Linked DNA regions of Mus musculus: region 2 is linked to region 1. A link is a loop called in an ENCODE intact Hi-C map of the cell type or tissue named here. Cell type or tissue: left cerebral cortex. All regions are shown on one strand. Links, peaks and the distances in the headings refer to the core of each region. The heading gives the core; the rest is flanking DNA.

Region 1 (2,911 bases), core at 250-2,749:
TCACATGTTTTAAAAGTCCACAAAACAGAAGGTGTCTTGTTTAACTATTTCTAAGCTCTCTGATTTAGACCTTCTTTATTTTGTCATTGGATAAAATGATTTCCATGTGTTCGGCTCTGCCGCTAACTCTTTTCTTTTTTTCCAAAGCTAGGGACGAAGCCCAGGGCCTGACCAATACTAAACAACACTCTGCCATGAAGCCACTCCTTCAGCTCCTCTACTGTAAATCTGTATTCAGAGCATATAATTTCCCAGAACTCTTTAGAAATTCTCCAGTTTTGTTTTATTTTTCATAAACCTTGCAGTGTAGGAATTTTGAGATATAGGTTAGTGGCAAGGGCTATAATGCTATGTCCAGAATAAATCAAAATACTTTGTCCATAATGATTTGCTGAAAAAAAAAAAAAACAAAAACAAAAACCAACCAAACAAAATAACAGCCCTAACATCTTTCAAAAAGACACACTTTTTGCTTTGACTTGAGCACCAGTCTTCAGGAATGTGAGGACATTTTGGAGATTTACCAGCCCACAGGAAATTGATAAAAAGCAAACCCAATTAAAGACAGGTACCAAAAGGAGTCCCTGACACTGCTTTGCCCATGCAATCAAAATTGCTTCTTTTCCTGGCACACTGAACTAGTGTAAGGAGAGAGTGTATATGCATAACTTAACAAATTTCAGAAGAAGCATTTAATGGATTTGTCATGAGAGTAGAATTTTAGGCAGCTTTTGACAGAGCTGTGTTCTCAGAAAAACATGTTCATAATTTTAATGTATATTGCTTTCCTTGTTTGCAGCTAAATCTAGTAAAGAGAGGCCCCCAACGTTTCTAACTCCAGAGGGCAATGAAAGCCACAAAGAGGAATTAAGAGGAAACGTGCTTTCGCTGGAGTGCATTGCGGAAGGCCTGTGAGTTAATGCGATTTGTCCTGATGCTTGCTTCTTATCAACATATAAAGTTGACAGGTGTTACTACTATCCGAGGAACAGCCGTGGCTTTATGCTTCCAATTTGACCAAAATTTAACAAACAAACAAGCAAATAAACAAAAGAACCCCCCCAAAACAAACAAACAAAAAACCCAAACATTTCCTGGGTAAATTTTCAATTGCATGTTATCTCTAAAGTATTTTGATGTAACAGTGTTTGTATTGCATTATGTTATCTGTCTCTGTAATCATCTTACAATCACTGATCACTCTGCTAAGGGGGTAGAATTTTGATGCTTTCTAACGAACAACCTCAGAATTTGGTGGCTTAAAAAAAAATAATTACTTACCCTTGATCATTTGTTGAGTGCTCCTGGGAGGAGCCTTTTGAAAGCGGGATGACTGCGAGTTCATTACGCTTGCTCAAGGTCTGCCACCTGGAGCACCTGACATGTTGGCACTCTTGCCGTCTCTTTCTGTCTGTCATCAAAAGCCCACAGCTCACCTCAGGGCCTCAACTGAGGCCCTGTCCCTTCTGTTCCTTCCCGTGGGCAGAGTGTAAAGCCAAGGTGCTCATCTGTGCATACTTCAGAGCCCATGTGTCTTTGGCAGGCATTCCACTAAGGCCTTGGGCAGATAGAAAAACTCAACTGTGAACTTGGGTCCACATGTCAGGCAAGTTTCTAGATTGCCTGGCCTACAGCAAGCGTCTTTAAACGATCACAGTTACTGCAGCCCTGACTAGGATCCCAGGAACACACTTCCTTGACATTTTGTGATTTGTGTTGTCTGTGAACTGGACATCCAATGACCTTTCCTTAAGCCAGGAATAAATACTTCTGAATGCATATGGTGCCCTCTGCTGGCACAATCAGAAACTACACATTTGACATGACAGTCGTTCAGCTTAAACACTTAACAAAATTCTTAAAAATGACAATCTTTCCTAACAGAATTTATTTTCTATTTTTTATCATTTTTATAGTCAAACACCAACATGACATTTAACAAATTTCATATTTTAGCACTTTTCATGTTTTCAGATTAGGAACAATGAAATTTATTTTTATTTTTATTTTTATTTTATTATTATTATTATTTTTTTTTGTAGACGGTGGTTATAATTTGGAAATAGAAAAGAATGGACTTTTAAAACGTTGATGTCTCACAGAACTATACTTTTTCTTTACAAACCAGGGACCGTTCGGCTCAGCATTAAACCATTCATCAGACTCTAAGATTGTTCAGTAGAGTAGGACCCTTGCATAACAACTGCTGGTTTTGCTCAGTGTAAGGCATAAGATCACGTGTCTCTCCCACCCCTGTCTCCCCGCATCTGAAACGTGGGTCAAAGTGTAAGGGGACGTCATATGTGTCAGATTCCACATGTGACTAACACTTTGAGATTGATCTCACGTCTGCAGCTTTGCATGTTTACAGCATGTGCTAATTTTAAAAGCCACTTCATCAAATTTAAATTTATATGCTGTCATTTTGTTCATCCAAACAAAGCTACATGTTACAAGTGGTCATTAAACCCCTCCTGCAACTCTGATAACAAATACCGTGATGTCCTGAGGTCTGGCTCAGCCCTTCTTCCTTGATGTCTTCCTGCCACACATGGCTGAGCACACAGGCATGTGTGTGCGTGCACACACACACGTTTATGTTGAACAATTTAAAAAATTTTATCTCACATAAATTCTGAAGATGTTATACAAGCCAACCATCCTCATTAAGACGACTGGAGATGCGAAGGCACAAGGAAGTCAGGGAACCAAGGTCAGAGAAGAATATAAGGGACCACCTGAGCCATTGAGAAAGCTCTAACTCCAAGCAATATTCTGGCTTTTCATTCTTAAGTCTTTTGTTTGGATTTTCCTGATTTAAAATAGTAAAATTGAGTGAGAACTAGAATAACATTAATCTGTTCTACTATCAGCTAGCATAATGGTATTTTAAAATTTCACTGATAGTAAA
Region 2 (2,911 bases), core at 197-2,696, 340 kb before region 1:
GCTTCCCAGATTTCTCAGCAAGTAAAATGTTTCTCTTTAAAACAAAGTTTTACCTAAGAACTATTGGTAACACATAATGATTCGAGATGAAGTGTATTTCTTTGCTTTTTTGAATGCTGTACCACAGAAGTCCTTAATGACCTATGATGACATAACAGGGCTGATGAAAAAGGCACTATGGTTTGTGGAAACTGCCAGCCAACCTCTCCTGTGGCCTATCCTAAGCATAATTAGCAGGTAGATTACTTTTTTCCCGAGACTTAGTCATAGTCACGCGTACCAAGTACAAACTCTCTAAAGAACTCAAGCAGAAAGCCTGGCGTTGTGCCCCACGCCTTTAATCGCAGCACTCAGAAGGCAGGGGCAGGCGGGGATCACTTTGAGTTCAAAATCAGCCTGGTCTCCATAGTGAGCTCCAGGGCAGCCAGATCTACCCTGACTTAAAAAAAAAAGTAGATTTTTTTTTTTAAAGTTAATGTAAGCGGAGCATGTCCGATGATGGTCGCCAGAGGCTGCGGTTGTTCGCTAGTCAAAGGGCTGGTCCACAACTGACAGCAAGGCGGCTCGGTGACAAACGAGATCCCGCCGCTTCAAGCTGCCCCTGGAGATGTTTTTAGTGCCCGAGCTTTAGCTTCCCCATCAAACCCACTCTGCCCAAACAATGGGATCGCCCTCCCCGAACCCGCTGGAGGGCTGGCCGGTCCGGCGTCCCGGCCCACTCCACTCAGAGCGTCAGCTCCATGCTCCGGCCCTGCCGGCGAGCTCCGCGACCTGCCGGCCTGGCCTCGGGGAAGACGACCCCCCAACCCCACCGCAAGCACGAGCTGTGACGCAGCCATCTCGGGGTACAGTCGCGTCGCTTGGCTTCCCAACGCGGCTGATAGGTGGTAGGACACCAAGGCCAAGGCGGAACACAAAGCGGGACCCGACTCGGCGCCACCCTCCCCGGTCCTTACCTGTGCGCCCCGACGCAGCTTCTCCACAGCGCGGCGGCCCGGCTCCGGTTCCCTGACCCCGGCCGCACAGGCTCCGACCTCGCCTCCGAACGCCGAGTAGCCTCCTCCCAGCTCGGCCCGTTCCCTACTGGCGGGAGCCCGTGGCTGGCGCGACCGCTTATAGAGCCGACCTACACGAAACGCTTCCCCATTGGCTCCCGCCGGCCCACCTGACTTTGGCGCCCTACGCGCACGTGGAAAACTGTTGTTGCCGTTTGGTCCTTGCGTCACTTCCGTCGCCACCCTCCGAGGGGCGGTGCCAAGGTGTGCGGAAGCGGAAGTGAGTCGACGATTTCCTCATCCTTCCCTGGGGCGCATCGCGCGCAGGCGCTTTAGAGGGTGCGCCGGGCCCTGCGTCCCCGCCCTAGAGGACAGGGCTCTCCGGCGCCCCTCGTGGGCCTTTTCAGCCTGCAGAAAGCTTCGCTGTTGAGCGGTCATCGCTCGCGCGGTCGTAATAAAGAGCTTTTATTCATAAGTGGCCAGGTGACCAGAAAACTCAGGTCTCACCCTTAGGCGATGTGTCATTGAGAGGCCATTAGAGCCCAAGCCTGCCTCTGTCATGTTAGTCTCTTAATCCTCAATTCCCCAAAAGGCGGGAGCCCACTGTATTGCACACTGCTTTGTAGGCAAGACCACGCTGTGTTGCTTTAACACAGCAAAGTTTGCACGGGGCTCGGGCTTTTCCAGCTCTTTCCCTCCCTCAGCTTGACCTCATTTCAACAGTAGGTATGTTGAAAGTACATCTGAAAGTGGGAAGGTGAGGTTCCTGTGAGGTTGGTCACTCAGTGCAACCCTGTTTCTTGTTTTTGTTTTAATGTTAATTTATTTTGAGTGCTCTACCTTCGTGTACACCTCTTTGCCAGAAAGAGGGTGTGAGCCACCATGTGGTTGCTGGGAATTGAACTCAAGAACTCTAGGAAGAACAGACAACCCTCTTAAACCACTGAGCCAACTCAAAGCTCAAAAACCCTGTTTCTCCTGCGAAAAAGGAGGCAAAAAGAATGTAAGCAACCTTGAAAACTGCCAGACTAGAATTATAACTTGTCCCATTATGTCTTCAGTTATGGAAGAGAGCATAATAGATATTATCTCAACAACAGCATGACATATTTCAAAAACAATAGGTAAGTACTTAGTTTTATTCAGAAGCCAAGGCAAGTTTGTCAAATTCCAAAGCCAGGTTTGCTGAGTTCCAACCCTGGTTCCCTTACATTGTAACTGAAAGACCCTTTGTTTAATCCTTTGGCACCTCTGATTTTTCTTCTGTACAGGTAAACAGATAAAGGAGGACTTAACAGGGAGTATGTACTTATGTGAAAAATCAATGTATTTAAAACATCCCATTTCTTTTCCTCTTGTAATGAAAAATAATTCTAGTGCTAGCCTGACTTTTCTGTTACTTCAAACTTTATTTTTCTCCCTGTGGTCAATTGGTAAGATTCTAGTAGATTTGCATGCATTGAGTGTTCAGCTCATCCTGTACCCAGGGTATGGTGGTGCACATTTATAATCTCAATGCTCTGGATGCTGAAGCAAGACAATCGGGAGCTCAAGGCCACACTGGGCATCCTAAGAGAGACCATGTCAGCAAAAAGAAAAAGAAAATAGTGTGTCTATCTTACAAGTCCAGAGAAACTACAGAAGATGGTTGTGATGGTTTGTATATGCTTGGCCCAGGTAGTGGCACTATTAGGAGATTATTAGGAGATATGGCCTTGTTGGAGTAGGTGTGTGACTGTGGGCTGCCTGGAAGTTTTCCTTTAGCAGGCTTTAGATGACGAGGTAGAACTTTCAGTTCCTCTTGCACCATGCCTGCCTAATTGCCATGCTCCCGCCTTGACAATAATGGACTGAATCTCTGAACCTGTAAGCCAGCCGCAATTAAATGTTGTCCTTTAACAGACTTGCATTGGTCA

What was found. Hi-C counts contacts between places; a loop is a spot of excess contacts. Peaks named below come from ENCODE experiments on the same cell type or tissue, not always from the same donor. Only the 100,000 strongest peaks of a DNase experiment are listed, where the experiment ranks them.
Region 2: a loop joins it to region 1, with 2.6 times the contacts of the local background. A loop is called at or near these places in 6 of 42 quality-filtered maps.

What each region holds. Positions count from the first base shown.
Region 1 is chr12:44,546,433-44,549,343 of GRCm38, forward strand. It overlaps Nrcam (neuronal cell adhesion molecule), which reads left to right. Exons shown (of 31, transcript NM_176930.4): 10 at 800-911. Among named protein-coding and RNA genes, the nearest start is that of Nrcam, 220 kb to the left of the region's middle. In left cerebral cortex, for the core only: a CTCF peak has its summit at 1,806 (motif pointing left); a DNase peak (open chromatin) is centred at 1,774.
Region 2 is chr12:44,208,984-44,211,894 of GRCm38, forward strand. Dnajb9 (DnaJ heat shock protein family (Hsp40) member B9) reads right to left here and starts at 1,085. Exons shown (of 3, transcript NM_013760.4): 1 at 957-1,085. Mir5627 (microRNA 5627) reads left to right here and starts at 1,330; the gene lies at 1,330-1,390. In left cerebral cortex, for the core only: CTCF peaks have their summits at 505 and 1,383; DNase peaks (open chromatin) are centred at 353, 613 and 1,245; H3K4me3 peaks cover 1,592 bases; H3K27ac peaks cover 1,399 bases.